Linked DNA regions of Homo sapiens: region 1 is linked to region 2. Evidence: read pairs that join two places in POLR2A ChIA-PET (ENCODE). Cell type or tissue: K562. All regions are shown on one strand. Links, peaks and the distances in the headings refer to the core of each region. The heading gives the core; the rest is flanking DNA. Region 1 holds the start of ZNF385D-AS1 (ZNF385D antisense RNA 1). Region 2 overlaps SGO1 (shugoshin 1).

The links. ChIA-PET counts read pairs that join two places held together with the same protein. Peaks named below come from ENCODE experiments on the same cell type or tissue, not always from the same donor. Only the 100,000 strongest peaks of a DNase experiment are listed, where the experiment ranks them.
Region 1: POLR2A ChIA-PET joins it to region 2 with 5 read pairs; 1 of 35 experiments calls an interaction of 5 or more read pairs at or near these places.

The regions. Positions count from the first base shown.
Region 1 is chr3:21,538,599-21,542,997 of GRCh38, forward strand. The region is part of intron 3 of ZNF385D (zinc finger protein 385D); the gene reads right to left. ZNF385D-AS1 (ZNF385D antisense RNA 1) reads left to right here and starts at 4,191. Exons shown (of 3, transcript NR_046731.1): 1 at 4,191-4,397. In K562, for the core only: no CTCF peak of the experiment used is centred there; no DNase peak of the experiment used is centred there; H3K4me3 peaks cover 330 bases.
Region 2 is chr3:20,181,117-20,185,476 of GRCh38, forward strand. It overlaps SGO1 (shugoshin 1), which reads right to left. Exons shown (of 8, transcript NM_001199251.3): 2 at 2,770-2,918; 3 at 2,492-2,688. The coding sequence starts at 2,911. The region is part of intron 3 of SGO1-AS1 (SGO1 antisense RNA 1); the gene reads left to right. Among named protein-coding and RNA genes, the nearest start is that of SGO1, 2.9 kb to the right of the region's middle. In K562, for the core only: no CTCF peak of the experiment used is centred there; no DNase peak of the experiment used is centred there; H3K4me3 peaks cover 644 bases.

The DNA of each region.
Region 1 (4,399 bases), core at 243-4,242, 1.4 Mb after region 2:
ATGGCAGGGTCAAAATTTTAGAAACTGGATCCCACCACCACTGTGTTACTTCCTAAACCTGCATCAAATGTTCTGCCAACATGTAATGTGCCAATAGAATTATACGGTGTGAACTGCATATCTCAGTATCTCCACAGGGAAAAAACTGTGGTTGGGGCATGGAGGGGGGAAAGGGAAACTCTTCTTTAAGTTATTTATGTAAACTAAAGATTTATCATTTCATATTACACTGTCTACAATAAGTACATAAATACATTTTTCAGCCAATCTGAGTGTTTTATAAATATACAAATATTGCCACTTATGTTGGGGTGATTCAAAGTCAAGCATTAGCTCATACACTGTGGCTAAAGTTTAAAAGTTCTGTTTCATGTATAAAAAACCATACTGTGGGCTAAAATGACAAGTTCCTTGTGGTAAACCATTTGACTAGTCTCTCTGGTCTGAGAAGAGATGAACTAGTTTTCAGCTAATACGGAACAAAGGGAGTGGGTGCAGCAAAATATTCAAGTTAATTTTTAAACCTGCATAATAATAATGCAACCCTTGACAAACCTGATCAACTCCTATCCCAGGAAGATTCAAGACCACAGAGACATCAGTGAGCCAGTCTGAATGTTTAGTTCAGCTTTTCAAAACACTGAATGCCTATTCAGTGCTGTGTGGCTTCTACATTTCTACATAGATCACTTTCTCATTAATTGATGCCATTTTGCCCTGGTTTTGTTTCACGGATTAAATTAAGAACCAATAATATCTAAATGCTGGTATCAAATAAAAACACAGAACTCTCTGTTGGCCTATTTCAATCAAAAATAGATATATATCACTGTCATAGGCAGTTCAACCATAAAAGAAATTTTAATTTTTGTAATTAGGCCTTTTAATAGAAGGACATGACTTCTAATTAAATCCACATTATTCAGTAATTTCATATGTTAGTTTGTTTTCTTTATGCTTTGTACTCTAAATGTTAAAATGATTCTCTAAATTATTGTTTCAGATTTTATAAAGTGATAAAAATACAACAAAATACAAGAAAGAGAAAAATAGTTTCTTTATGGAATACACAAAGAATATATTAAATGTTTTTAAAAATCATATATTTATTTTAAATATTTTATGAAACCAATAAATGTTCTACCATGATAATGTTTTATCATTGTTATAGTAACTTTTCTGATAATGCTACGGTCTTAAGAAATATGGGTTGGCTTGGAGAAATAAGAAATATTTTTACTACAAACACAGCATAAGAGTAATGCTGATTTTGAGCAATTGATTTTAAAATATTTACTTCTCTATGTCTTTTTAAACCATGAAGATAGCTAGTTAGTTTTACTTAAAATAAGATGAAAATTAAAGATACATATTCCCTAGCCCAAGCCAAAACATAAAACAAAAACCTAACTTAAGAGACCATTAAAAATAAACAAAATTAGACTTGCAAACGTTCTAGTAATACATAGGCTACACTGCTTTTTACAGAATTACTGAATATTCATCGAAGTATAATTCATATGCATTTAGTTAGAAGCTGGAGAAAGCTTACTATGATAATAAAAATACAATAGATTATAAGCTCCTTTTTTTGAATTAAATAGGCAAAAGCAGAATAATAACAATATAGCACAAACAATCAAGCAAATTTTGAGAGCTATTTTGGTAGAATATTTTATATGAGAGAGAAGATAGAGTCAAAGATAGACATGACAACTCAATGAGACCTAAATGTAAATGATAAAACCATCGACAAAAGCCTTGAAGGAAAATGCTTTTCCCCTCGGGGGATGATTTGTACTGGCCTCCAGGTGTAATATTATGTGCACTGATGAGCTGATCAACGGAACAGAACTTCTACCCAGCTGTAATCAAGAGTGATTGATGGTTGGGACGAAAAAAGTTGATTATCATGACAAGTTCGCTGATGCAGAGAAAATAAGCTCTGCTTGGGAAATGGATAAAACCTGTTCAGAGACTACCTTCTGAAAACTTATTTATAAAGGAATCTAAGAGAAGGTTAAAAGTTGTGAAGATGAACCTGATGTCCCGATAAACCTGATAAGAATAATTTGCCATACGTCAATCTCCACAGATTTCGTAAACAAGAAATTTAAAAGCTCATTTATGCCCAATAAAGAGTAACCACATACCCTGAATGTTACTTATGTGATTATGAAAAGATCTACTTCTCGAAGTACCACTGAAAATCACATGTACACAGAGAATTAAACTTTCATGGCATATCTTGCCTCCGTTTCTCTTCAACTCCCTCCTCACGAGGTAAGACTTCCCCAAACGACTGCAATCTTTACCACTATCAGATTCAATTTATATCAAAACACAGATTTGGACTGAGACAACAGATCCCAGAGGCAGTATTTTGCATTTAAAATGAGGTTTGGTAGGCTTCATAAAAGGTGAATCTGGGCCAGTGTTGGGTGTAAGTACAGTGTTCTAATATAGTAGTACCTGGATTGTGCAAAGATCTGTAGAATATGAAAGAATACATTCATCTTTTCAAATTCTGATAAGTCATCTAAGAAATTCTAGCAACGTAATCCAAATGCAGTGTGTAATTTATGCATGCCTGGTACAATTTCATTCCCCTTAATTAGAGAATAAAACCAAATCACCACTCTTAAACCAATCACCATAAGAAACTTTAGTGTGAAGAAGGTTAAAAATGAATGGGTGCTACACAGATTTGGGGGCAGAAGGTAAATGGGAAATCTCTGTACCTTCTGCTTAATACTACTGTGAGCCTCAAACTGCTCTAAAAATAAAGTTCATTTTTTCTACATAGACATTTTTGGCCATGGAGACACTTGAGAAAGGTAAATTATTTCATCACAATTACTCTAGTTAATACAGAGGATAGGGCTCAGTAAAAATTAGACAACAACAAATAGCAACTGTTAGGAAGGGAAGGATACGAATGGCCACAAAACCCCAAATTACACAGGAATAGACATTAATATGAGTTACCTTTTCTTAAATTTCTTTGCTCATCTGACCAGGAACAAACCCTCCTACTGTCCTAGTTTTCAGGACTAGGATGAAACTGATTATTTATGATATGCTGAAATAAATTATAACAAAATATAACAAAAAAAGCAAGAGTCTTGATAAACAGGAACTAGGATTAATGAAATGGAATGAGCAAATTTTATCTTTGAGATTTTCAATTATTGGTGACCACTAATCTAGTTTCTACTTTTGGTTTCTATAAGTTTTGTTAGTGCCTACTAATACTTTAAGAAGTGTATACAGTTGTAAAAAGAGATACAAAAAAACTGATTAAAATTTTAATAGATATGTATATCCAGCAATTTGTGGGCAACTGGTTTTCATCAAGGATTTTATTCCATAGCTAATAAAGATTTCATCAGCGCTGGTGCACTCTGAAATATTCACAATCATAAAGCTAAAATTTGGGGATGTTTGACAATAGTAATTTTTTTTCAAATAAACTAAAACTCGGAGGCTTCTACAAAACAAGCTTTCAGAATCATAAGAACAAGTTTCTAGGTCATGCTCAAGTCTAATTGCACTTATTTACTTCCCTTTAAAAATATGTGAATTTTCATGTTTAGGTTTCAGAGAATCAGTTACTTAGGATATGAATCCTGCATTGTGGAGAGAGTAGTCACTGTGGAAAAGGAAGCCTAAACTTCATTTTTATCAAAATGCAGAAATTATGAAACTTAAACCATCTTAGAGATTCCTGGGTTTTTCTTCTCTTTCTTTTTTTTTTTTTCCCAGAGATGATGAGGTGTCAGCCTGCTGCCCAGGCTGGAGAGCGGTGGTGTGATCAGTACCCATTGCAACCTCGAACCGCTGGGCTCAAGCAATCCTCAAACCTCTGCTTCTCAAGTAGCTAGGACTACAGGTGCGCACCACCATGCCCGGCTAATTTTTTAAGATTTTTGGAGAGATAGTCTTGCTGTGTTGCCCAGGCTGCTCTCAATCCCTTGGCCTGCCAGTGATCCTCTTACTTCCACCTCCTCAAGCACTGGGATTACAGGTGTGTGCCACTGAAACAGCCAGGTGAGGGGGGTACCCTGGACAAACTCTAATCAGCCTGCCCACTGAGGTGTAGCCTCAGGAAGTTCAATAGGGAGGAGCCTGGCCCCTCCTCTTCCTGTGTGGAACCTGCGATTTCAAGGGCCGACAGGAAGCCTCGATCGGGGAACTCTGACCTTGCGGAGGAAACTTGTTTCCCTTTTTTTCTTCCCGCCGACTTTCACTCGATAAAACCCTGCTTTATTCACCCTTTAAACCTTCTCCAAACCTAAATTTTCCTGGCCTTGGGACGGACAAGAACCCAGTCTTCAGATGAAGGAAGGAAAAGTCCTGCAACATTCTTGGCGTGCAACGTTGGGGCTCTTGAAGAGGT
Region 2 (4,360 bases), core at 1-4,000:
ACTGCACCCCAGGCTGGGTAAGAGCGAGACTCTGTCCACCCCCAACCTACCCTGGCCAAAGATGAAACTTTAAATTTGACATGAATATAGCTAATGTTCTGAAACTAATATTAATGCAGGTAAATAAAAAAGAACATTTAACTATATACTAATATAACTTAAAAACAAGTCATTGAAAAATCTACTATAAAATTAGGGAACAAAAGGCTGTTAAAAATTACCTAAACGTTAACTATTGCTAGGGCTAGGCAAGAAAACATTCTTGTAAAATTCTTACATTTTAAGCTTCTCCACCACTGCTAAATTGATTTGATAAGCACTGAAGCACGGGTGTACAATGAGGTTGAGAATGAGTGACACAAGCAATTAGTACATAGCAGAAAATAGAAACAATGACCTTCTAAATGCTAAGAATATATTTGCGTAGCAACTAACAATGTTTTTAATAAATACTCAAAAACTATTGAGCTGCAGTAATAGAATTTTTTCCCAACTGCTTTTGTAATTATCTCATTGAGTATTTGCTTCCTACTATTTCTGTTTTTCAGCAAAAACTTTGTAAAGGGAGGAGGAAGATTCAAATGCCTTTAGAGGAACTGTTTCCCCCTACTAGTTGACTGAACAAGGAAAATACAAAATTAGAAAAGATTACATTCTGGAAAAGAAAAAGAAAAAGTAATCTACCACGCCTGGCACAGTGGCTCATGCCTGTAATCCCAGCACTTGGGGAGGCTGAGGTGGGTGGGTCACTTGAGGCCAGGAGTTCGAGACACCTGAACAACATGGCGAAACCCTGTCTCTACTAAAAATATAAAAATTAGCCAGGTGTGGTGGCGCATGCCTGTAATCCCAGCTACTCGGGAGGCTGAGGCACGAGAATCACTTGAACCCAGGAGGCAGGGGCTCCAGTGAGCTGAGATTGCACCACTGTACTCCACCCTGGGTGACAGAGCAAGACTCTGTCTCAAGAAAAAAAAAAGAAAAAAAAACATAAAGTTCCCGTGAAGAAAACATATCTAATCTTTATAGAGGCAGTTCTCAAATATACCATATATGTACTTATTGTCTATGTGTGTATATATGTATATATTACATGTATCTTAATCACATGGAGAAAAAAAAATAAGGAATCAAAAGGGAAGCAAGAACTCTTTCACTGACTTCTCCTGTCAATGGAGAAGTGATGTTAATTTCATTCTCAAGTACCTGCCCACCTCCTCCCACCCCCCATATCCCTCCCCTAATCACAATGTTCTCGCTTTCTTATCTGACCTTCCGGCCTAAGTGCCAACTCAACTGTTTTCACTGGCATAGCGAAGCAATGGCCACTGGGAAGAAATTCAACTTGCTGTACACCTGACACCACTGCTTTTTTTTTCTCTGCCCCATTTCCTTGGCAGTGGCTACTGGAAAAAGGGAAAAATAAACTAGCTCATCATTACTTTTTTCGTAAGTAATGATACACATTACTGTGTACAGTGATACACAATGGTATAGCCAGACACAAAGAATATCCTAAAGCAAACTTTCTCCATATCTGTTATATTTTGGCTAGCAGGACCATATTTGAACACCTTCTTTACAATCTTAGACACAAAGAGAATCAGATTAAAAATTTGAGGCCGGGCGCGGTGGCTCACACCTGTAATCCCAGCACTTTGGGAGGTCGACATGGGCGGATCACGAGGTCAGGAGATCGAGACCATCCTGGCTAACACGGTGAAACCCCGTCTCTACTAAAAATACAAAAAATTAGCCAGGCGTGGTGGCGGGTGCCTGTAGTCCCAGCTACTCCAGAGGCTGAGGCAGGAGAATGGCGTGAACCCAGGAGGCCGAGCTTGCAGTGAGCCGAGATCGCGCCACTGCACTCTAGCCTGGGCGACTGAGGGAGACGCCGTCTCAAAAAAAAAAAAATATTTGAGCAGCAAATGTTTATGATCTTACTTGTCTGGGAGTTAATAGTCTTCTCTACTTAGCCAACAAGTAGGTAAAAATGGTTCTCCAAAAAGCACTTAAATACTCCCTATGTCCTAAATAAAGGTAGTTCTTATAAAACCCCACTGGATAAAGCAAAATGACATAGCAAAACAAAAGGCTAGGTAAAAGCTAAGATAGCATTGATTAAAACTTTTGGATAAGTCCACTTCAACTACCACTTTTACATCTTTAGCTTAGTTGCACTATCTTTGACTCACTTAGTTGAACATTCAAATGGACCAGCAATGCAAAAGGCTAAACTATTTCTTCTGGATCCTGTTTTGCTACCTGCTTTAAGAATGAAACAGGCAGGAACAGGCCTCAATCACCTATATGCTTGAAGCTTTCTTAAATGGCCAAATGCAATAGCTATGCTGGAGCACTAAAGAAGGATGTTTTAAACAATTCATGCATAACTGAGCTATCAGTAATTCATTTAAATAACATAATTGATCTAAACTACTTATTCATGGCTTAACTAAACTAAGAAATTCGGCCTTAGTAATGAAAATACCTGAGCAGGTTCTACTGTTTGTTGTGATGTAAGTTTTCCTTTCAATGCATATAGCTGACATGTGAGATAGTAACATTCTTTTCTCAGCTGTAGGATGATATCTTGGGCTTCTTTCACTTTGGATTTTTCATTTTCCAAAGCTAAAACTAACATTTTGTTGTTGTCTTGGTAATTTTTCAGCAGTGTAGAAGTGTTGGCTAAAAGAGGATAAAAAAATTTATCAGTTATTAAATCTAAACTTAAAAGTGATATAAAAGGACAACATAAAAATCTCTTACTGATTATTTGGCATGGTGCAGCTATAAAAGACCTGCGTTTGCCAATCTCTGCCAAGTTTTTATTCCTTTTCTCTTTCATTCGCTTCTTTATGTCTTCAAGACTATCTTGAAAGGACTTTTTCAGGCATCTTTCCTTGGCCATCTTTTGCCTAAACAATAAAAAATATTTTTTCTCAGAGAGAATATTATCAAATATAAAACTTAAAAAACATAGGCTGTTCATAAAGAATGCATTAAATAGACTAAACTGTAGAATTAGCTCAAAGTAGATAGTTAACCAACTTGATAATATAAATTTTCCCCTTTTAAAATCTCATTCATATTTCTGATATTCTCTCTTCCTCCTCAGGCACTTTATAGAAAAGGTTTATTGAATATAGATTTCCAACCCAAAGATTCCACAATATGCCACTTATTCATTCTTTAACAAATACTCACTGTGGGGTATATGCCAGACACTATTGAAAATGCTTATTATTATATTTTGATGCATTATTTACACTTTTTATAGAAAATGTTTAGGACCAACTTTTACTGCTTAAGCTTACAGCATTAGTTCTGAGGCAATTATATATTTGGGTTTTGTTTTCCAGCTCTTCTCTAATGATTAATTCATCAGATTAGGTCATTCAACTATTTTTCCATACTCTTTAAACGCAATTATCACTTATGATATGCACACAGTCTCAAGAAAGTCAAGGTACTCCTTAGAGGTTTAAACTATGTAGCACTACATACAATTTTAATAGGCTATTGTAACAAGTACAGAGCTAGAGCAGGAACTTGGGCAGAGGAACACTCTAGTATTCTCAAACTGTGGCTAAAAGTTAGGGCTGTTAACTCCCAGTAAATTATGAACATAACAAATCAGACATTAAATATTGTTGTACATACAGTTAAACGTTGAGTATTAAATACATAACTATACTTAATCTTTCAACGTTGCAAATCAGGTAGGCTTTAGCATGCTACTAAACATGTCAAACCACTTTTCACAAACATCTTTTACGCTAGATTGCACTTTGCAGATCTTAAAATTGCAAAAAAAAAAGACTTGTTTCCAATAACAATCTATGCACAGAATTTTCACTACAAAGGATATCTTCATCTCCTCTACGATAGTCAAATATTTTCCTAAACCTTACACTTAATCTTGAGTATTTCCTCCAGGCCTTATTTTCCTCTATGCAGTGTCTGGAATCTTAAATATAGGTATTGTAGATACCACTTAAGAACTTTCTTTCTACCAAGGTATATACAATATGTACTGGGAGGTTCCTAGCAGAGATAGGGTAGCTATTTTTAAAAGCACGAACGGTAAAGGGGTTGTTTTACACAATTAAGTTAGAATTGGAGATGTTTGAGAGTCATACAGATTAAGTAACGGATCTAGTTTAGTTAAGGTATTTTAAAGGCAAAGCCTTACCTAAAAAGCTTTCGTTATTACTTTTAATCAAGTTAAAAATCACAAAAGAAACTTGCCATATCAAAAGTTTTATATCCTGTCTAAATAAGGCGATGGTTATTAGCAGGGGGTGTGGTAGACAGAAGGGATGAAAGCAAAGACAGACCACAGCGCGAGATGACGGTC